Linked DNA regions of Mus musculus: all the other regions are linked to region 1. Evidence: chromatin loops called from intact Hi-C (ENCODE). Cell type or tissue: left cerebral cortex. All regions are shown on one strand.

The links. Hi-C counts contacts between places; a loop is a spot of excess contacts. Peaks named below come from ENCODE experiments on the same cell type or tissue, not always from the same donor. Only the 100,000 strongest peaks of a DNase experiment are listed, where the experiment ranks them.
Region 2: a loop joins it to region 1, with 7 times the contacts of the local background. A loop is called at or near these places in 2 of 42 quality-filtered maps.
Region 3: a loop joins it to region 1, with 12 times the contacts of the local background. A loop is called at or near these places in 3 of 42 quality-filtered maps.

Annotation. Positions count from the first base shown.
Region 1 is chr4:110,913,232-110,921,231 of GRCm38, forward strand. The region is part of intron 3 of Agbl4 (ATP/GTP binding protein-like 4); the gene reads left to right. Among named protein-coding and RNA genes, the nearest start is that of Bend5, 500 kb to the right of the region's middle. In left cerebral cortex, no CTCF peak of the experiment used is centred here; DNase peaks (open chromatin) are centred at 3,055 and 3,513; H3K27ac peaks cover 1,687 bases.
Region 2 is chr4:111,303,019-111,311,018 of GRCm38, forward strand. The region is part of intron 5 of Agbl4 (ATP/GTP binding protein-like 4); the gene reads left to right. Among named protein-coding and RNA genes, the nearest start is that of Bend5, 110 kb to the right of the region's middle. In left cerebral cortex, a CTCF peak has its summit at 6,083 (motif pointing left); DNase peaks (open chromatin) are centred at 1,641, 3,698, 4,357, 4,817 and 2 more places; H3K27ac peaks cover 2,223 bases.
Region 3 is chr4:111,014,594-111,022,593 of GRCm38, forward strand. The region is part of intron 4 of Agbl4 (ATP/GTP binding protein-like 4); the gene reads left to right. Among named protein-coding and RNA genes, the nearest start is that of Bend5, 400 kb to the right of the region's middle. In left cerebral cortex, no CTCF peak of the experiment used is centred here; DNase peaks (open chromatin) are centred at 3,477, 4,994 and 5,792; H3K27ac peaks cover 1,867 bases.

The sequences.
Region 1 (8,000 bases):
TAAAAAGTAATAAAACAAAGTTAGTAAGAGTTACCAATTCTCATCTTACTAGCTAAGGAATAACTGTCCTCTGATTAATTATATGAGTTAGGTAGCACAGTGATGGCAGAAGTGAGACAGTGAATTAAGGGAAGGGCAATTGTGTACAATTTAACATTCACCTCCGAGAGGGAAAAAAAAAAACCCTCATCAGATCCCGAGTATAGGGTATTTCGTTACCTGATAGAGAATGCCTTTATGAACTGGAAGCTAAGAGTTTACTTGATGAGAAGAAACTGTATGTTTTCCACTTAAGTCTGGAACAAGGAGAAGAGTCCCCCCTGTTACCATTCATACTCACAGTTATAAGTAAAAACTGAGAGTATAGTGGGAATAGAAAAGCAGCAGTATATGCATATACTTAAAATAGATACATACATACATACATACATACATACATACATACATACATACATACACATATACATATATATGTAAAGTTTAGCAAGATTTCCACTAAAATGAATCAAATGTTGTTTAATCATATGAGTTAATGTAATCAGTTGTAACTGACTGTCAATTCTTCACATGTTTGCATTACCATTTTTATTTAAGCTACTGCTGGGTTATTATATTTGTGTTTATTTAATTTAAACTAATTAAACCCCCCACTTTTGGTGATAATAGCAAGGATTTTTGCATTATGCAGGTTTAATTTGAATTCAATTCTGCACCAACTTCATTTGACCATGTTACTACACCTCCAGGCACTGGTACCCTGAGCATCTCCTCTCTGTGGAGAGACTTAGCAACGCTCATACTTGTATACCTTTCTTTCCAAGTCTTGTTCTTCCTTTCTGCTTTCTTGCCATGTTGAAGGAGGTTGAGGTAGGCCAGGGTTAGGGTTTCAGGGTGTTAGGGTTAGGGTTAGAAGACCTATTTTAGAAGAAAATCATTTCATGTGCTAAATAATATTTTAAGTCATACTGTCTTGTATACTAGTTCTAGGACCTTAAAGGAAGTCAGTTGTAAACTCCTAGGCTTAACTTGCTCAACTACAAGATGAGATTAATTATAGAGTGTACTACTTGGATTTGTTTTTCGTGGTTAAAATATAAAATGCATATACAACAAACTCATTATGGATCCAGATTAACAATAGACACATAGTAAATAACAGTAGCCATTGTTTTTCTCTTTTTTAAATATTTGATGATAGAGGAACTATCATAATGAAGGATATGGGGAAGGGCGGGAAGATGGGTATGTTCAGGAGAGATGACAAGACATGGGCACATGTAGCAATAGGATCAGACTAAGAGGAAAAGAAATGGAAAACTTCAAGCCTTAGATGATCATTCAGAAATTGCTATTATCAGGCCAATCTTTTAAGAATTAAAGCCCCATGTTAGAAAATGTATGAATAGTTTGTGACCTCAGGCACAGATTGTTTTTTTTTTCTTTAATTTTTTATTAGATATTTTCTTCAATTACATTTCAAATGCTATCCCGACAGTTCCCTATACCCTCCCCCTACCCTGCTCCCTTAACCACTCACTCCTACTTCTTGGCCCTGGCATTCCCCTGTACTGGAGCATATAAGGTTTGTAAGACCAAGGGGCCTCTCTTCCCAATGATGGCCGATTAGGCCATCTACTGCTACATATGCAGGTAGATACATGAGCTCTGGGGGTACTGGTTAGTGCATATTGTTATTCCACCTATAGGGTTGCAGAACTCTCCAGCTCCTTGGGTACTTTCTTTAGCTTCTCTATTGGGGGTCCTGTGTTTCATCCAATAGATGACTGTGAGCATTCACTTCTGTATTTGCCAGAATACACTGGCATAGCCTCACAAGAGAGAGCTATATCAAGGTCCTTTCTGCAAAATCTTGCTGGCATATGCAATAGTATCTGTGTTTGGAGGCTGATTATGGGATGGATCCTGGGGTGGGGCAGTCTTTGGATGGTCCATCCTTTTGTCTTAGCTCCAAACTTTGTCTCTGTAACTCCTTCCATGGGTATTTTGTTCCCTATTCTAAGGAGGAATGAAGTATCCATGTGTTGGTCTTCCTTCTTGATTTTCTTGTGTTTTGCAAATTGTATCTTGGGTATTCTAAGTTTCTGGGCTAATATCCACTTATCACAAGTACATATAAAGTGAGTTCTTTTGTGATTGGGTTACCTCACTCAGGATTATATCCTCCAGATACATCCATTTGCCTAAGAATTTCATAATTTCATTGTTTTTAATAGCTGAGTAGTACTCCATTGTGTGAATGTACCTCATTTTCTGTATCCATTCCTCTGTTGACGGACATCTGGGTTCTTTCCAGCTTCTGGTTATTATAAATAAGGCTGCTATGAACATAGTGGAGCATGTGTCCTTATTACCAGTTGGAACATCTTCTGGCTATATGCCCAGGAGAGGTATTGCTGGATCTTCCAGTAGTACTATGTTCAATTATCTGAGGAACCACCAGATTGATTTCCAGAGTGGTTGTACAAGCTTGCAATCCCACCAACACTGGAGGAGTGTTCCTCTTTCTCCACATCCTCACCAGCATCTGCTGTCACCTGAATTTTTGATCTTAGCCATTCTGACAGGTGTGAGGTGGAATCTCAGGGTTGTTTTTATTTGCATTTCCCTGATGATTAAGAATGTTGAACATTTTTTCAGGTGCTTCTCTGCCATTCGGTATTCCTCAGTTGAGAATTCTTTGTTTAGCTCTGTACCCCATTTTTAATGGGGTTATTTGAATTTCTGGAGTTCAGCTTCATGAGCTCTTTGTATATCAGGCACAGATTCTTATAAGATTCTTAAAAGATTTGCCTTCTCATTTTCTCAGGTTCCATATTCCCAGATGGAAGAAGGAGGTAAGAAAGGAAAAGAGGAATTTAGGGGAGATTAGGCAGCCCTGGTGATCAAGGGCCAAGGAGGCAATATTAGCACTTGTTGTTCAGGAAGTAAGCTGTAGCCCTGATTTAGCATGACTGCTGCTGCTGAAAGTCCCTGGAGCCTGGCCAGCCTGTATCCTTCCTGGGGTTCTTATTTTCAAACTGTTTGCAAATAGAAGGAATGTTGCCAATTCACTGGGGCATAGAATCCAGCAGGGATGATGATGGTAATAACACTGAAGTGGCTGGTCAATGATGCCATCAGGGGACCTGAAAGAGGTGGTGTCTGTTTATTTTAATAAGAATTCCTGCCCCTAAATGCCTTCTCTTCCTGGGCTAGCATCTGTTCCTAGGATTAAAGGAAAGTCTGCCTGCTCCTTTCTAGAACTAAAGACCCTTTTGTTTGGCCTGAGCAAAGTGACCCTGGTCTACATGAACATTTTCTGACCTGGCCAGAAAGAGGTAAAGATGGACAGGACCCTGAAAAGAAGCAACAGACATGCGAGCTTAGCCAGAGCTGTGCTTTATTCCTCAGAGAGGACTAGCTCAGGGTGCCAGGTTAGGCTGGCAAATTCAAAGGCAGACGTTCCTGCCCACACAGCAGCCTCCAGGCCGGAAGTTGGGGGTGGATCCAGATGGGAATCATATGTTTGTGCCATGTGTGTTTTCATTGGAGGGGAAAAGAATCTCATGGCTGGCAACTTTCTGAGGGCTCTGTGCAGAACTCACAGTGTAAGGAGGGAAGGAGCTGCTTGGAAGATTCTATGTAGTGAATTTTTGGAAGCCTTAAAAGGAGCAGAGCCTGGGTAGATTCTATGTTGTTATCTCATTGGATTCCAGACAACGGACTCTAGACTACTCAAAAACTCACCTTTTTTTTGTCTTATAAGGAAAAACCAACCAATTCCACTTTCTCATGCTTTGTCAGTTTCCATTCCTTACTTCAACTCCAAGACTAAGATTCAGTGAATGTTTAAGCAACCACAAAATGCCAGACACCAAATGCTAACACAAAGCAGGATTGTAATCTTCATCTTTCAGATGAAGAAGCTGAGCTATGTCTCATAGTTAATAAGGGGCACAGTCAGTATTCTTCATTTCATTGACACTGCTATCTCTGCACAGCACTCCAGCTTCATGACTTAAAACTGCCTTGGTAGATAGGCATATCTGGGTCAATCATATAAATTCATTAAGTGCTTTAAAAATTAGTGAATGAAATTTTCTTTGTCCAAATGTGAGTGAGGTAGTGAGTGGTAACAGTGCAGATCTGGGAGGAGTTAAAGGGGGGAATTAGGAATTAATTATGATCAAATTTTATTATGTGAAATTCTTAAAGAATTAATATGAATATTTTAATTGAAAAAAAAAAAAGAGAAACAAAGGGTAGAACCAAGGCTAAAAAAGCATGAAGACAGGATCACAATGGGAGAAATTGAGTTAAAGACATGAACTAACTTGGATTTTAATGGAAAGCTATTGGCTTTGCTTATAAACAAGAGAGAAATCATTTAAAATGTGGACTAGGAAGGAGCCTATAGAAAGATACCAGTCTTTTGATTCTAACTTGGGTGCTTCCTTATGGCTTGGTTAACATGGTCTACTATTACAGCAAGTGCAACAACATATATTTCTCAGGTCTTTACTGTTTTTGTGACATTGACTGAGGTTTCTGCTGACAGTGCTGTCACACAGGAACCTCTGCCTTAACTAAGTTCATCTCTCAAGGGCTTATACCTTTACTTTTTGGTAGCTATGTGCCTATTTTTTCACTCTGAAAAATGTAGAAAACTCAATTCAATTTCTATGAGGTTTTATCCTCCTATCTGCCCACAACAGGCAACTCACAGGGTCGTAACCCTTTCATGAGGGAGTTGTTACATAAGAATATTTTAAAACCTCAAAGTCACAGACTGTCAGAATTACTGGAGACCTTAAAGGCATTTAGACAGAAACCTAACAATAGGAGTGAGGCCACTCAGGAAAGTAGACTATCAGACATTAGGGTGCCTGAGACTTCAGACTTTTTTCATGATCCCACAACCATGGCCATTATGTTTAAAGGATGGGTAAAGAGCAATGAGGAAGAAATTCTCATCTACATACATTGATCCTGGCTTTAGAGTAGGATAAAGTCAAATATGGACCTTGGCTCCATCTCTGCAAGCTTAGCAATCCTGGGAATGAAGCATCTCTGAGAAGTTTTCCTCAGGAGATCTATACAAATATTGACATCAACATTTCAGCGTAGTTACTGGTAATAAAGCAAATAAACACAGAATGTCTCAAAAATATTAGCTAGTATGTGTTGTAGTAAGAGCCTCATTTCTGTTCAGATGCTTTAAAATGTGGAGTAATTGAAAGACTTTTAAACATCCAAGTTGACAATCCATTTATATAAAGGCTGTACAGTTACTCTACTCCATTTTAGAAATCTAAAGCAGGAGCCAGACAAATACAGATGCTGATCTACACAGTCAAACATTGGACTAAGCGTGGAGACCCTAATGGGGAAGTTAGGGCAAGGACAGTAGGAACTGAGGGGGTTTGCAACCTCATAGAAGAACAATATCAACCAACTAGAACCCTCAAAGCTCCCAGGGACTAAAGCACCAACAAATGAGTACAGAGGGGGTACCCAGGGCTCCAGCTGGATATGTAGCAGAGGGTTGCCTTATTTGGTATCACTGGAAGGGGAGCTGCTTGATCCTGTGGAGGGCTTAATGACCCAGGATAGGGGAATGCTAGGTTGCTGAGGCAGTAGTGGGTGGGTAGGTGGGTGAGCACCCTCATAGAGGCAGAAGGGAGGGAGGAGGAGATAGGGGGCTTGTGGAGGAGAAACTGAGAAGGGGGATAACATTTGAAATGCAAATAAATAAAATAACCAATGTGGACTTTGTTTACATTGCTCCACAGAGTTGCAACTGGGACTGCCAGAGGCTATGATGGTTTCAGTGTTTCATAGAATTGGTGTGTCAGTCTGATATAAGTGTTTAATCACATTAAGTTTGTATTACCAAGTGAGCTTCTAAATGCTCTTTCAGGTCTGCTACAAACACTGAGAACAGGAGTCCTGAGGGTTGAGACCCACTAGCTAAGGAGACAGAGCATTGCATTTGGGCATATTCTTCTGAGGAGTTCTGAAAGACAGTACCATGCATTTTAATGACAATATATTCTATATATTAGAAGTATTATTAGTCTTGGAATTAGGTATTAGAGCGCCTTGTCCTAGACAACTAATTTAACTTGATATTTATTCTAGGTTCCTTTCCAAGATTATGATCTTTTATTCTTTTTTATCTATGTTCATAGGCTTTTCTATATCTTCACAAATCTCCAAATTTTACTTGGAAATCTTATCTGCCCTTGATGTCTTTGTTCACAGAGAGTCTTGGATTATATCCACAGTCTTGTGTTGTCCTTTCCTCTTTGATCCCACAGACTCCATGGCTTCACCCTGTCACATCCATTTTGTAGCATAGACAAATATTTTTATTTGCTTCTCTCCTCTTATATTGCAAGGTCTTTCTTCAATAATCAGAATATATGCTATGTTTGCATTATCCTCAGTATGTTTACTTATGTACTTATGTACTAGGTGGGTCTTTATCAGGACTGACTGAAGAGTAGGATTGGGATAGATGGAAGGGAGACACAAGGTAGGAGCAATGTTATGGAGGGTGGAGCAAAAGAGAATCACTTATTCAGTTAGTATAGCCATGGACCAACTATGCATTTGTTCATTTTTAAAACTTCATTAGCAAATGTTACAAAAGTCTACTGAATGTCAGGATATTGATAATGATAAAAAAGAAATCTTATACTTAAAATTTTTCCTTTGAAAGGCAGGAGATGTAATGTAACCACTAGAATTTTTACATGCTAAGCACAAAGCCCTGGTTTTGAGCACAATCACACACACACACACACACACACACACACACACACACACACACACACACAATGGGCCTAAGCCAAGTATGATGTTTCATGCTTATAAAACTAGCAGGTGAAATGTAGATACAGGAACATCAGAAGTTCAATTTTATCCTTGTGTACATAGTAACTTAAAGGTCTGCCTCAACTACTAAAAAGGGGCAATAGAATGAGGAGGAAAAATAAAGTTTATTTATATATGCTATGCATTCACTATAAGAAATAGATACAAATAAGTAAGTATTAAATGATGGTATGGTTACTTCTGTGATAGGACATGCGAGTTAGAGAGGGAAGTGCTAGGACCTATTCAGTTTGAGAGGTAAATAAAGTTTCTAGGAGTACTTTAGCTGAGTCTCAGAACATATGTAGAGGTGAATAAGGCTGCCACAGAGGAAAGGATCTAGGCCTTTGCTGGGGTTGTTGGTTTACCTGGGTGGTAGAAATAAGGAGCTTAGTCTAGAAGAATAGAGCAACATGAGATGAGAGAGTTTGACTTAGTGACAGCATTCAGAACCATGTTTCCATGTGTAGAAACAGAATGAAGGCTGGGGAGCATTCAAAGGCACCATTGATGGGGATTGTCATCTGGGAAGGACCTAGCTATAGTTGGCTTGCTCTGATTCCTCAGCAACAGGCCCACACAGTTCCTTAGGTAGAAATGTAGAGGAAGTATTTCCATGAGAAGTAATTATTGTATTTTGGAAAGAGGGTGACCTCAGTTTGTCACCTGTGATCTATTCCATAAACACATTCTTGGAAGGGAACTCAAGGATGCGTTTTCATTTGCCTAGAGGAATCCATGTAGATTTTTGACGTTTCTAACTTGTTTGTTTTTCTGGATCACGAGCCTTCAAATATCACCCTAGCAGTAAATATTTCAAGTATTATCTGGGAAATAACAGATCCAATTTAGTTGGACTTTATGTAAAGTCTAAATTTTGTACCAGGAGGTAAAAGTTGTGAACCTCACATTCGAGGAGCCAACTTGATCATTTTAAATGATTTTACTAAAACCAGGCCACTAATGAGTAACATAACCAGAGCTAGCACACAGCTTTTTATATTCTCAACTGTGATTTTTCTACTATTTCATAAATCGTATGTCTCTAAACTCTGGGAACTCTGCTGCTGACATTTTTACTCCTTTGAAACTGTGGAGGGTAAAACATTCAGTTACATAAT
Region 2 (8,000 bases), 390 kb after region 1:
TGCAGTAAATTTGGTTCTGATGCTGGAACTGGGTATCATCCTTCATTCCTTGGTGCCTTCTTCTGAAAACTGTGGAGGTTGCTTTTGGCTTTGGCTTCTAGTTTAGAGGGGGATGGATTCCAGGAGTCATTAGAAGATCCCAACCCAGTCATTAGCATACCCACTCATTCTTCAGAGGGACTGACATTTTAACCTGTACCAAACACTTGGAACACAGAACACAGAGGCCTTCTAGAAGCCCAAAGTTTCATATGCCGGTTATCTCAGCGAACGTAGGCAGTGCTAGTTGGAGCCTTGGTGAAAGTAGTGGTCATGTCCACCTGGAGGTTCAGGAGGAATAGATTAACAAGTAAGTTCTATCCTCACTGGGGATCTGTTGGCTCCTAGATACTTGCTTGAAAGTTTTGACAAACAGTGTTGCATACCAATAAAGGTTTGAGCCCAGTGTTAAGACAGACACCAAGATGTTGCTTCTTCCTCCTGCCTATTGGGTACTTTTCAAAAAGATTGCTGTCCCCTCTGAACACTTACAAAGGACAACTAGTAACATAGTCCCCATGGAGTGCTGTCCATAGGTATATGAAGCACCTAAGAGGCCATCCTACAAATGCCTGCTCTATCTCACCTTTCCTGTGTGTACTGGCTAGTTTTGTGTATCAACTTGACACAGGCTGGAGTTATCATAAAGAAAGGAGCTTCAGTTGGGGAAATGCCTCCATGAGATCCAGCTGTAAGGCATTTTCTCAATTAGTGATCAAGGGGGGCGGTCTCCTTGTGGGGGGTGCCATCTCTGGGCTGGTAGTCTTGGTTCTATAAGAGAGCAAGCTGAGCAAGCCAGGGGAAGCAAGCCAGTAAAAAACATCCCTCCATGGCCTCTGCATCAGCTCCTGCTTCCTGACCTGTTTGAGTTCCAGTCCTGACTTCCTTTGGTGATGAACAGCAATGTGGAAGAGTAAGCTGAATAAACCCTTTCCTCCCCAAGTGCTTCTTGGCCATGATGTTTGTGCAGGAATAGAAACCCTGACTAAGACACTGTGCCTGTCTCTTTAGTGATGATAGGCTACACCAAACCATTCTTATTCTCTATAGACATTTTTTTTTTATGGACTAGTATACTTATTGGCAAGAACTCTCCTTCCCTAAACTCTTTTGGCTTCAAGTTTTCTCAAGAATGCAATGAACACTCCTAAATAGAGAAAAAAAGACACTTATGCCCTTTTGCAGAACTGTCTCCCACACATCACCTTGTCCTCTATGCCCCAGTCGGACTAGTATATTATCTTTTCAGAGGTACACACCTACTTTCCAATCTCTGAGGCATTGCTCCTGCAGAAGCCTCTATAAGAACCGTCAAGGTCCCCTTCCTTCTTTTCTGTCTATAGGAATCATATTTATCATGTAAGAACTAGAATTAAGGTATCCTGTATAGGAAGCTTCCCCATGATGCCCTCAGATGAATTTACTACTTTCATTCCTAAGATATCACATCTTCAGCTTTTTCACACTTATCTACTGACTTTACCATCTTAAATGGCTTTAAACATCCTGAAACCAAGGAGTAAAACTGGAAGCTGATATGTTGATGCCTGTAATAATCTTTGGCTGACTGAGCTCCTGGAAGACACTCCCAGAGAAGTGTGAGGCTGGCAACAGGCTTTAGAACATTGCCATTCTGTTATTGCACATGAACTCTTAAGATGATATACACTGACAATGAAGACACAGTGGTCCTGAGTCAGGAAGTAGTAGGGATAGGCATCTAGACACTCCTCCATCATACACTAAGTCACATCCGACACAATTATTGGGGTGGCAGGTGATAGTGAGGGACACCTTACAGATCATCTAGATCAAAATCAGCAAACCTCAGTCTGCTAGCCAAATCTTGTCAATTACTTACTTCTAGATATCCCACTGTTAAATATAGTAAACACCTATAATCAAATAGAAATATAAGACAATGCAGGAACACAGGATGCACACTCAGAAGGAGTATGCTCTTGGCATCTGTCTAAAACTCATAGAAACTAATCTTTGTGTTTATATTTTTTTCAAGAAAGGTCAGGTAAGACAATAAAGCAAACCTGAACTCTCAGCTCATGTCTAGGTCCACCCCCTACTGCCTCCAGATCTCCTCAGACAGAGTTGTTGGCCACCTGCTCCTTCACTTCCTAGTGCCCCCACCTCCATTGGCCCACATACCAGGTTGCAATGTTCAGCAGCAGATAACCTGGCAGGAACAAGCCTCTGCCAGCACATCCAGGTGCCTAACTCATTCATGTATGAGATTGGTCACATTCTTGCAAGTTTACATCTGTAAGTGGGCAAGTGACCCATGGAATGGGGACTGTCTGGTTCAGGTTTTCCATCTCCACAGCTTGCAGCTGGCAAGGAGAGGCTGGAGAAAGAGACCCAGAAACCTATGCCATGTGCACTTACTCTGCTTCAAGGGGCACCCTTGGGCACCTGATGTACTTCTGATGTACAGATCTGTACTTCCCTCAGAACCATCCCCATGTGTGTTGAAGGAAATTAAATACAAATTTCAAAATAAAATAATAGTTAGGGAGAAACATAAAAAGAAGGAATAATTTTTATGTTCTCATGTCTTTAATGACGTGTTTTCCCCACTTTCTATACAGAGAGCCAGCTCATTCATTTTTCCATAGGACCCTACATTATATAGCCAAATGTAGTCTTGCATCTCCTGCTTTGTGCTGTAATTGAATAGCATGCGTAAAACCTCTGCCTTTGAGGTAGCTGTGGGGTGTGGAGTTTGAACTAAGCCACATGATGGGGAAACTTTTGTAAATGACAATGGAGTCAACATTTCAAGCTTTGTGGCCTAAACAATCTCTGCCATGACTGATCGGCTCTCACTTTCAAGCCAGAAGTACATAAACAAATGCATGTGTCTGTGCTCCCACCAAGCTTGCCAGGCATTGAAGCTCCTATCTTATATAATTTTCACATGCCCAGAGTGTGACTTTTCTGTTCATTTCTAATTATTTAAAAAGTATATCATTTATATCTAACTACAGGCTGTAGTGAAATGGGGTAGCAGGGCAGTTTTGGGGAATTGACTGCCGTGTGTGTGTGTGTGTGTGTGTGTGTGTGTGTGTGTGTGTGTGTGTGTGTGTATGTCTCCTCCCCTCCTTCATTCCCTCCCTCCTTCCCCTCCCCCCTCCCTCCCTATAGCCCCGCATGTGTACCAAATACACACACACCATATATCTTGTTTTGAAAGCCATCGATACTAGCATGGTGGCACACACCCTTGATTCCAGCACTCAGGAGGCAGAAGCAGGCAGATCTCTGCGACTCTGGGGCCTGGATGGTTTATATGGAGAGCTCCAGGCAAAACTACATAGTGAGATCAGGGTGGAAGCTATTGGTACTTCCACCTCTCCGTGATGGTTTCTCCTTCTGAGTGGGGCAAGCACTAGGTCCTCAGTGTTCTCTTGCTAGAGACAGCTGCAGAAATCATGCTGGAACAGTGATGTCAGAGCCTTTGGAGCAGAGACAAGGTGGTTCTCATGCAGCACTCCAGTTGCAGAGGAAATAACTTTTACATTTAAGGACATAATAGCCTGATGAAGAAGTGCTCATTCATCCTTTATTCTCTGTTCCAACTATATCCATAGACATGGCTTTGCAAGTGTGGTTTTGAATAGGATACAAATGTGATATTCAGACAAGCAGTGGACAATTGTCACCATCTGCCATCTGCCCACACACAGGAGCTGGCTAAGAGAAGAAAGGTTTGATTCAGAGAAATTGCAACATTTCGAAAGGAGAATGAAAATAATTCATTATGTTCTTCTTGAGCACATACTGTGTGTTTATAGCAAAGAGGCCACAAGAAGCAGGGAAATAGGATAGGAGTGGAGGGTATTGAGTCCTAGAGCCAGTCAGAATAGTCTTTGAACACTGAGCTGAAACATTTTAGCCTATGCTTCTTTAAAAAATAATAATAATAATTGACACATAAGATCTTTTTCTCCTTCCTCATCTGAATGGAAAGAATCATGTCTATGGTTCAAATTTGTTAGTAAGAACAGATTCAAATATGATCAAGGTACATAATCTGCACAGTATGTTCTATCCCATTGAAACTCATTATTTTGTATAGTTGATATACTCTCATACAGAGGGGAAAAGCTATGTTGCTTAGAATAAAAACAATAAGGACAATCATCAAGATTTGAGTCAAGTGATAGATGCAGAGCGCAAAGTTCAATGCCTGGCCGATAACAGGCGATTCATTCTGTGGCAGCTCCCGAAAAGCTGCTGCTATAGCTAAGTTCATGCTTCATCCTCTGCAGAGGGCTAGTAGAGTAGGCAGCCTGGAACAGGAGGGCCCCCTGGGGGACTGTAGCTGAGAAACGAGGGCCTGAGCAACTACAATTAATGCCTTCTATTTTGTTTATGAGTAATCAGACCCTTTTCCGGTTTATTCCACTAGTTATCTAACAAGTGCTGAGCAGAAAGACATAGCAACTCTAACGAACTAGAACAAAGGAAAGATTTAAGCCCCTTACCATCAGATCTCCAGCTGTGTGCACATCTATAGTAGCTTCCAATTCTGTTTACGTATTAATTTATTAAAAAATATCTCTTGGGTATTTATTTTGCGCTGTGCTCTGTGATTAGATGCTGAGACCACAATGTGAGTGGGACACAATTGTCACTTTCAAGGAGCTCAGTCAAGTGAGGGGAAAAACAACAACAGGCAATCATAGGATGTTAGCAAACGTGCTGTGGGGGATAGCAGGGAAATCGTCCCAGAGCTCAGGAAAGGCTGACAGATGGAGAGAGTCTTGTATTACCTCATAATCTTGGCATTTCATAAGTACTTCAGTCTATAGATGGTAGTAACCATGAACATCTGAGCTTTAGAAAATGAGTAGGAAGCAGCCAACTAAAAAAGAAGTGTAGCTGAATGTTTAGGACTAAGGGACTAGCACATAAGATGGAAGAAAGAACGGCGGGGATACACTCATACCTCTGCTGGGGGTGGGGGACAATTAGAAGCTAAACTAAACAAACCTTGTAAGCCATTATCAAATGCTGTATGAATGTTCCCTTAAAATTAAAATAAGCAAAATAAAATCATCCTTGTGATCACCTGTCCACAAAAACATCATTTAAGAAACTATTTTTACAAGTACTAAGAGAGGCAGCACAGATATATTAGTCCCTGCTTTTAGCATAATAATAAGAAAAATTCAAAGAAGAAAGGAAAAGGTGACCTGGATTCCCCAAGTCCCAAGCAAAGCGATATAGAGAGATGGACTTGTACTTGGAAAAGGGAGGGACAAGTAAGTCTAAGCTTGGTACTTGCAGCCCAGTACTCAGCAGATTCCCACCTCCACCATCCCTAGACTTGTACCTGCAGCCAAGGGAGTGCCTCCACTAGCCCTTCCGCTCTTTGTGCCTTACAGCAATGAGAAATACCATAGACTTGACAAAGTAGGATACAGAAGTAAGCATGAGATGTGTCTTTGAGCACAGTGCTATCTGGTTGAACTCTAAGAGGAGTTACCAATGACTGTACCCTCACACCGATGCCTAACTTTTCTACCAGGTAGAGCCTGGAACCCTATTCAGACTTTTATCCTGCAGTGGCCTTAGCCCACAAGTCCACCATTATAGCAGTAAGACCACAGGAGTGTGGTCCTTGGTCCTGTCCCTGTGCTATACTACTCAGATTGGGTTCTAAGCTCTGGTGCAGCCTGGCATTGTGATGTTGATGGCCCTGGATATGCCTGCCTAGCTTACCACTGATCACAGGCAGTGTCCAGCTGGAGAAAAGGAGAATGGCATCACATCATTGCATAGGAACCTAGGGCTGGCATTTTACTGCCTATGAAGTTTGTCCATGCAGAACCTCAGAGTGCCTGACTGTAGGGTGGTATTTATGGATGAAGTCTGTGGGCCTACCTGAGCCCCAAGTAGAGGCTCGCTAGGACAGGATAGCCTTTTTTGGCTATTTTAAAACAATAACCTATTTCCTAACAACATAGCAGCTGTGAAGAGGGCACAGACTTGGAACTGTGGAGCCCTCTAGTGCTAAAATAGTGACAACACATCAGCCAGAACTCACAGCAAACCTAAGCTTAGCTCACCACCTAGTGCTAATATAGTGGCAGAAACTTGGCTTACCATTTCTGGAAGGGAAAACGCAAAGCCAAATTGGGAGGAGTCTGAATAGTCAATGTCATATGCCAACAACCTCCAAAAACTTTCAGGGATATAAAGTTAATTGTTGTATTTCATCTGTTTCATGGATGTTTTTGCTTTTCGTGGTGGCTAAATGCATTAAAGGTATTCGACACTTAAAGTATAAAATTTAACGTGACATTGGACAGCTTCCATTCCAAATGGTTATTCTAACTAAATAGAAGTTCACTGGGTTGTACAGACTTCAGCTCTGGGTAATTTGGACATGTGATTGGGGTGCTTTTATTTATTGTGATTTTACTTAAAAATTTGGTAAACACTAAAAAAAAAAAAAATCCTTTGGAGCAGTTAATACTATACCTAGAACACTAAAAAAAAAAAAAAAATCCTTTGGAGCAGTTAATACTATACCTAGGAAGAAAATAAAATGCCAGAAACGGGCCATGCTGTATCAACTGATCTGTGCAATTCTCAGGACAAGAATTTAAACATATGCTGTCAAGAGACTCAATGAACACCTTAAAGACACAGAGAAGAAATTGAGTACTTCATCAGTGGAAGTGAATTTATTCTGTAATCAAGCAGATCTTTGCACTGAAAAGCACACTAAACAAAATGAAAAGTGTAGTAGAAGTCATAACTAGCAAAACAAAACAAGAGAAGACTGGGTGAGCTTGGAGACAGCCTATTGGAAAAGCCACATGGGAATAAGTGTCTGTGGAGTGCCCAACCGCAAATGGGACTGCCATCACACACCACTGTCCCACAAGGCTCAAGGACTATTGCAGAAGACAAGAGTGAGGACTTGTATCTTTTGGATTCATCCGACAGCTGCACAAATGAGCTCACAACGGCTGTGGCAGACTGCAGGAGATCAAGCCAGTAAAGATTTTACATGGGGGAAATGGAGAAAGTGAGGGAAAAGAAACTCCTAGTTGATGACTTCTGGGAATTGAAGACTCAGTTTTCTTTGAGGTGTGGCCCCTGGTCGTTGGACCACTCTCTGATGGATGGCCCTACACCCGTGAGTATTTGAGCAGAAATAATGGAACTCAGTGGTGGGAGATGAGGGAGGGAGGGAGCAGGTAGGGAAGGGGTTGATGGATCTAGGAGGAGTTAGGTGGAGGAGTGCAGAATAAATATGATCAAAATGTATTGTAGACATTCTACAATGTATGAAATTCTCAATGAATTAATATAGTTTAAAGAAAAAAACAAAAGAAATAAAAAGGGTGAAGCAGAACAAAAATTAAAAAACATTATGGGAATGTTGGCGAGTATTACAAGAGAAAATACTCAGCTTGTTGGTATTCAAGAAAGACTGGAGAATGCCCAAAGCTTCATTTTGAAAGCTTCTTCAAAATGACAGAAAAATCTAGAGAAGGCTATAAACATCCATGTGCTGTAAAGTCAAATATCAGCATCTGGATTCAAATCAGCCATGAATATACCCAAAGTACACTGAAATTAATCCTTAGAGAGAGGAGCTCAAAGTGACAACAAAATTGACGCACATACACATGAACTGTGCTCATACACTCTCATAAGAAACCTCTTAGGACAGGTATAAGGAGGTCAAGGCCTGCTGTAACCTGACAAAGAACCTAGGTATCATGAAAGACAAGTCTTTGAGAGCCTCCTGGAGCTCCTTCCCTTCCTACAGCCTCTAAAGTTTTCAGGCTTCTACCTTCCAGCCAGGCCAACTGGACTGAAGAATCTCTGAAGAGGAGGACAACCCACTCAAGCCAGTTGCCAAGCATTCCCCCTCCAGCACACCCCTTATTCTTTCTGTTCATCCCTTCATGAGAATCCTAACA
Region 3 (8,000 bases), 100 kb after region 1:
ACTCTTAGCTGTCTCACATTCCCCTTTCAAGAGCATTGAGGAAGACAACATAATTTTCCTCAGTAAATAAGTCTGTTCCCTCTTTTCTTTGTTCCCTGTGTCCCTTTAACAACCTTCATCCATCTATATTTAGTTTCTATTGATTCTCCCTTAACTTTCTTGTTCCTTCAGATTCCAAAAAGCATTCCAGCTCTTTAGAAAGAAAACAGTGTGTGTGTGTGTGTGTGTGTGTGTGTGTGTGTGTGTGTGTGTGTGTGTGTGTATTCTCATTAGATAAATGGCTTAGGAGTAAAAGTGGAGAGTCAGGTTCCTATTTAAATAGGTAGTGACTGGTTGTCAAAATATCCTAGCATGATTCCCAGTGAAAGTGTGTCCCAACAATGTCAACATGGATCTGTTGCAGTTCCACCTTATTCCCAAAGCAAATATACTGTATGAAATTACCATAAAGATCCTTTAATGTCTATTCTCATAAGCTTTAGGTTGTGTGGCTTATATATCTACTGAAAAATTTTACTGAACTATAAATTTTAAATATGTTCATACAATTTATTTGGGGAAACATTTTCTTTTTTCTTATTTTTCTTCTTTTTTTGAGGAAGGGCAGGGAAATATTTTTTAAATGAAGTAGCACTTATAGACATGATCATTGTTCAAAGAACGTTATGACTGCATTTTTGGATTCCACAAACTTGTAGATTTTTTTATTCCACATTAGGAAAAACTCCCTTATTTCAATCATTTCTCTCATTCTGTGACTTGGATGCAGTGAAGCTGCTGGGAAGATAAGGTTTATTTGTAGGAAGCAGAGATGAGGTTAGCATTGGCTAAGGGGGAGTGGGAAGAGAGACTAATGCAAATGTAATTTTTGGCCTTGGACCAAACAGAAGCAAGGAGCTTGTGTCTAGGAAAGAAGTTTACAAATGTTTTAAGTCCTTGAGTTATTAAATCAAGGTATTTCATCTTGCTTTCATTGAACACTTAGACTGTCTTCTCTGGGTCTTCTACACTCTTAGGACCATTCATTGCCTCAACTTGAGCACCAGGTTCCAAACTTGCACAAACATTAGAACAGGTGAAAGGGCAACATGGATGGTAAGATTGTGACCTGATTACACATCCCAGTTCTCAGGTGAAATTGATGTACAGGAGCTGAAAAAAGAAGGGAGTATTACCACAGACAAACAAGTGTTCTGAAGGTAGAATGGCTGTTGTGAAGAAACAAATGGAACCCACACACCTATGGTCACTTGATCTTTGACAAGGGAGCAAAAACCATCCAGTGGAAAAAAGACAGCATTTTCAACAAATGGTGCTGGCACAACTGGTGGTTATCATGTAGAAGAATGCGAATTGATCCATTCCTATCTCCTTGTACAAAGGTCAAATCAAAGTGGATCAAGGAACTCCACATAAAACCAGAGACACTGAAACTTATAGAGGAGAAAGTGGGGAAAAGCCTCCAAGATATGGGCACAGGGGAAAATTTCCTGAATAGAACAGCAATGGCTTGTGCTGTAAGATTGAGAATTGACAAATGGGACCTCATGAAACTGCAAAGCTGCTGTAAGGCAAAAGACACCGTCAATAAGACAAAAAGGCCACCAACAGATTGGGAAAGGATCTTTGCCTATCCTAAATCAGATAGGGGACTAATATCCAATATATATAAAGAACTCAAGAAGGTGGACTCCAGAAAATCAAATAACCCCATTAAAAAATGGGGCCAGAGCTAAACAAAGAATTCTCACCTGAGGAATACTGAATGGCTGAGAAGCACCTGAAAAAAATGTTCAGCATCCTTAATCATCAGGGAAATGCAAATCAAAACAACCCTGAGATTCCACCTCACACCAGTCAGAATGGCTAAGATCAAAAATTCAGGTGACAGCAGATGCTGGCGAGGATGTGGAGAAAGAGGAACACTCCTCCATTGTTGGTGGGATTGCAAACTTGTACAACCACTCTGGAAATCAGTCTGGTGGTTCCTCAGAAAATTGGACATAGTACTACTGGAGGATCCCACAATACCTCTCCTGGGCATATATCCAGAAGATGTTCTAACCGGTAAGAAGGACACATGCTCCACTATGTTCATAGCAGCCTTATTTATAATAGCCAGAAGCTGGAAAGAACCCAGATGCCCCTCAACAGAGGAGTGGATACAGAAAATGTGGTACATTTACACAATGGAGTACTACTCAGATATTGAAAAGAATGAATTTATGAAATTCCTAGGCAAATGGTTGGACCTGGAGGGCATCATACTGAATGAGGTAACCCAATCACAAAAGAACTCAAATGATATGTTCTCACTGATAAGTGGATATTAGCCCAGAAACTTAGAATACCCAAGATATAAGATACAATTTGTGAAACACATGAAACTCAAGACGAACGAAGACCAAAGTGTGGACACTTTGCCCCTTCTTAGAATTGGGAACAAAGCACCCATGGAAGGAATTACAGAGACAAAGTTTTGAGCTGAGACAAAAGAATGGACCATCTTGAGACTGCCATATCCAGGGATCCATCCTATAATCAGCCTCCAAACACTGACACCATTGCATACACTAGCAAGATTTTGCTGAAAGGACCCTGATATAGCTGTCTCTTGTGTGACTATGCTGGGGCCTAGCAAACACAGAAGTGGATGCTCACAGTCAGCTATTGGATGGATCACAGGACCCCCAATGGAGGAGCTAGAGAAAGTACCCAAGGAGCTAAAGGGAACTGCAACCCTATAGGTGGAACAACAATATGAACTAAGCAGTACCCCGGAGATCTTGACTCTAGCTGCATATGTATCAAAGATGGCCTATTTGGCCATCACTGGAAAGAGAGGCCCATTGGTCATGCAAACTTTATATGCCCCAGTACAGGGGAACGCCAGGGCCAAAAAGTGGGAGTGGGTGGGTAGGGGAGTGGGGGGGGAGGGAATGGGGGACTTTTTGGATAGCATTGGAAATGTAAATGAGGAAATACCTAATAAAAATATTAAAAATAAAATAAAATAAAATAAAAATAAAAGTAAAAAAAATAAGAAGAAGAACAAATGACAACAGATGCTTGAAAGGATACTGGGAATAGAGAACTGTCACACATTGTATATGGAACAGAAATTGATCCAGGTACTATGGAAAGCAATATAGAGATTCCTCATATAAACTCAAATCAGAAGTACCATATGTCCTAGCCATTATTTGTATAATTGTATAATGCCTGTATATATCACTGAACAAGCTCAGGTCAGCACACCACACCACAGATATCCTTACTCTTTGTTACCTGCTGCATTATCCACAATAATCAAGACATGGAACTACTCATCTTACTCATCAAAAAAGAAATGAGTTTACATGGAAAATGTGGTAGATATACACAATAGAATTTTATTTAACTGTAAAGAAAAATGAGATCATGGCACATTCAGGAAATGTGTGGAATGAGAGGTTGTTAAAGGATGTAAAGCTGACTCATGGATATAGCATGCTTTCTCTCATGTAGAATCCAAATTTAAATATGTGTTCACATATTGTAAAGTGTAATAAAAGTAGAAAGAGAACTGTAAGAATAAAGGAAGATGTCAAAAGGGAGAAATAAGAGAGGGCAGAGAAATACATATGCCATGAAAGCAGAGGAATAAGACAAGCAAGAGGAAAAGTGGAGCCTCGGAGGGAATAAAAGCATAAAGTAATTATGTGTGTGTGTGTGTGTGTGTGTGTGTGTGTGTGTGTGTGTGTGTGTATAAAATTATCCTAATTGCTGGACAGTGGTTCTGCTTGCATCTACAGTCACAGCACTCCAGATGCAGAGGCAGGTGGATCTTTATGAGTTTGAAGGCAGCCTGGTCTATAGAGTGAGTTCTAGGACAGCCAAAGCTATAAAAAAAATTTACAATTGAACCCATTATATTGCATGCTAACTATGAGATCAATTTTAAAGATCAAAATAAATAAGTTAAACACCATAAAAAAGAAAAAAAAAGCTTATAAGATGTGTCAAGGTCTGAATTGAAAAAAAAAGTAGGCAGAAATGTAGAAGAAATTTAAGAACATGAGAAAACATTTAAGAGGAAACAATTTCCTATTCCTAATCTGCATTTCTGTGACCTCATCTTAAACTTCCTTCCTTTAAGGGTGACCTGGAAAAAAAATATACAGGATTTCAGTGACAAGTTAACCAAAGATACAAATCAACCAACTGACCAATAACAAGCACCCTGACCACTGGTGTGGTCCTGTGAAGGGTGGAGCCTAGGTATTGGAAGCACTCTTCTATTGCTATATCCCTTTATAGCTTTCTCCATTGCCTGATTTTCTTAATTGAATATTACTTCTATATCTATATTTTTGAGTAGTTAAAGCAAGCCTATCTTGATTTCTCCTAAACACTGGCCTCTCTCCTTCCTTTATACATAGCCACAAGAGAACCTCAGAGCCATGTTTGCAAAACTGTCATTTCTCTGACTTGTTAGTCCATGCTTTCAGTGATTAGCTTGTCTTCCAATTAAGCATTCTGATGGTTTTCATTCTCTTTGTAGATGATGTTTCCTCTTCAGTCAGTATGACTTTCCTTTTGAGCAATGCTATCTCACTTCTGCCTACTACCAGATTGGCTTCTCCAGCATCACAGATTGTTATATGTACTTGAAACCAAATAGCTAGTAATTAGAGTAATTTAAGATAAATTCTGTAGGGTGAGGAGCTTAATCACAGCTGCCCTTATTGTGGACACACATTGCTGTCCCATCAAAGATACGTTCTTGGTTATTTCCTAAATGGGAGGAAGGGAAGTAGGAAGAATTTGGCATGGCCCTAAGAGATCTTCCCTTTCTCATCCCATTTGGCTCACAGACTGCTGGTTTTATGAGTAACACACAGATTTTCTTTGAGCTATAAAAACAAAATTAATTCAAATCATTGTTCCAAAGAAACCTAGAACCAGGCCATGCTTAATTTGGCTTGCTCGGAGAGGAACTCTTATTCGTGAAATGTCAGAACTTAGCTCTTGTTGAATCCACATATGCAGGCAGCACACACATGCGCACATGCACACATTCAAAACTCACATACTCCTCCCAACCGTGAAGCTATTTTCCAAGAAAGCCAGATGAAGATTTTCTTTATTACCAAAGAGTGAGTCAGTTCTGGATAGAAACAACTCAGCAAGAGCTCCAGTAGGAGAAAAGCCAGGGAATATGAATAAAAAGAAAAAAATGTAGTGAATTCAGCTATGGATACTTAAGCAATTACCTTGGACCCTAGAAACTATGTAGTCTAGAGATAACTACATATTATAGTAATTTAGAAAATCTCATTAATCTAATATTTTTGGATAATTTAAATAATTATTTCTGATATGGCTAGATATGTTATTTTTCTCATTATAGTAACGTTTTTTTAAAACTATTGGTATATAGCCCATAACATCATGAGATATACCTCAAATATAAAAAATAAGGCTGATTTTCTTAAAAATTAACTTGAGGTAAGATAAATGAAATAGAATCATTTCAGACTTAGGTTTTGTTCTCAAAACAAATTTGGAAGAAAAATTAGGTTATGTTTTAAAGTTAAGGAGAAAAGGAACTATATAGATTAAGTGCCAAGCTTCTCTTGGTCCAACATCAGTTGTTTTCTTAGACTGTATTTTTGTTGGAGGAAATAATATCTACCCCATTGTTATCACTCTCTATCGTACCTCTGTAAGCATCAGGCTTATGGTAACAGACACATGGTGGGTGGATTACACAGTATAGTGGGCAAAGGGTGTAGAAGTTTCTTCTCCCTTCATTTTGATGTATTTTGTCAAGAATTTTCTGCAGAAGTATTTAACAGTGGGAGTATTAGTAGGAGATGTGTGTCAAGGGGAAAGAAAATAACTACTCAGTCTGGTCATAAGAATTAAAAGACATAACACTTCCTGTAGTTTAGAGCAGGACAAAAGAAGGTAGACCAGTAAGAGCTATGAGGTAGGAAATAGTGATAAAGCAAATGTTCTTGGCTAGGAGCCATTTATAAACAACTGTTATGTCTTTAAATAGGAAAACTAAATTCTATGGCTGGAGAAGGACAAAAAGCCATTGAGTTTTTTAAAGAGGATCAGCATGATTTTAAAATATTTTTAAATAGATTATGTTCGCAGTAAAATACACATAGTCAAAAGGTAGGATGGAAATCCAAAGGTTGGTACAATAACTCAAGAAAAAGAAAATCTTCATAAGAGTTTGTACTATTTAATGCATTTCCAACAACTGAAATTATAGTGTGCACTCAATAAATACTTGTAAACATGCAGTGGCTTCCAGTTATGTCCGGGGGGGGAGGGTAGCATACAAGAAAGAAAGTAGTTAAGGGCTCATATCTACTCATCTATGGGCTTCCAGGCAAGCTTTTTGCAAGGACACCTCTAGCCAGTGTGGGCTAGCTACCCACATTAAGCCATTTCACAAATCTTTCATCATGTTGATGTTTCATTAGCAAAACTTACATACATGATCTCATTTAAACTCTAATAAAGAAGAGCCTAACAATCAGGTGATTTTCTTTTCCAGTTCCTATGAACAAAGCAAAGCATCATTTGAGGCCATGAAAATACTATGTTGTAGTGGGATTTAATTTACAAGACTGACTCTAAAATCCATGATTGTTCCACTGTTCTTCAGTAACACATGTCATTTTGGTTATCCGAATGGGATTTTGTGAGCTCATTTCCATACATATTTAAAGAGGTTTCTATCTCACAGCCTTCATAGTCATTACTGACACATACTGTCAAAGAAACATTTGTGTAACTGTGTATTAACAAACTGCTTAAAATTTTGGTCAATATCTTAATGTGCCTCAATTATGCTCAGGAGTCTTTACTAGATTAGGATAGTTTAGAGACACCACATTCCTAACTACTTGAAGATATAATAATTATTTTAACCATTCTTTTATCTCCTAGTTGTGGACCGTTTCTGTTGTTGATTCTGATGCAATATAAATGTTATCTCTTTCCATCATTATATAGCTTTGGGTGAACTTTCATTTAAAAAAGTACTGAGCACAAAATGACCCCCAAATATCTTCTAGAATAACAAACACTACCTGGCCCTGCTGCAGTTCCTATATAGTTAAAATTCTACCCTTGTCTTTGTCCCAGCTTCCTCTTGATGAAGTTATTTGAAAGTGTATTGCTTTTCTACCCTGGAAATGCTATTTCGCAGGCCTTTGTTTTTAATAGGACCCTGGAAGTAGCAACATAATATTCTTTTCCTTTTGGATGTTGCCCTTTCCTCTTTAGAAAATGAATTTTCCACCTATCATTTCAATGTTCTCTAACAAATGGCTGTCCTGCTCATAGCCCAAGTGCATCTCTAACATGCAGGAAAGATGTCTCTCAGGGACAAAAACAACAACATTCCATCAAAGCCATGTAATTGCTTTTAAGATGCCTACTGCTTTTATTAGTAGCTTTTCCAGTGCTGTCCTGGGCTGAACACACTCTCCATGAAATGTCTCTTTTATTTTCCATTTTGATGTCGCAAAAATATTTCAGTTATAGAATAACACATTTGAATTAGCATAAGGTTGTTCATTCATCCACAAATAATTAATAATTTAATCTTTTAAAGGAAAACAGTAAAAATTATTTTTTGATAAAAATAATTTTAAAAGCCTTTAAAAGGATATGGAGGAAAAAGAAGGAAATTGAGTCATGTGGCATTTCAAAAACATCCCTGAGACTTTTTACTTCAGATTCCTTATCTGTGAAAAGGATGTGATGATGTTACAGATTTTTATAAAAATATATGTAAAAGCACATGCTACGGCTTTTGATAACTAAATAACACAATGAAGAGTAGTAGCAGTTATTATTTGAAGGCAAAGAATAAACCTTCATCCAGAATTCATTTAACACTTAACTGATTATGTATGTCAGAGTCCTCATAGAGATGCTTTCATTATACTAAATGACTAATAACTATTCAGTGCAAATTTTATAATAGAGAT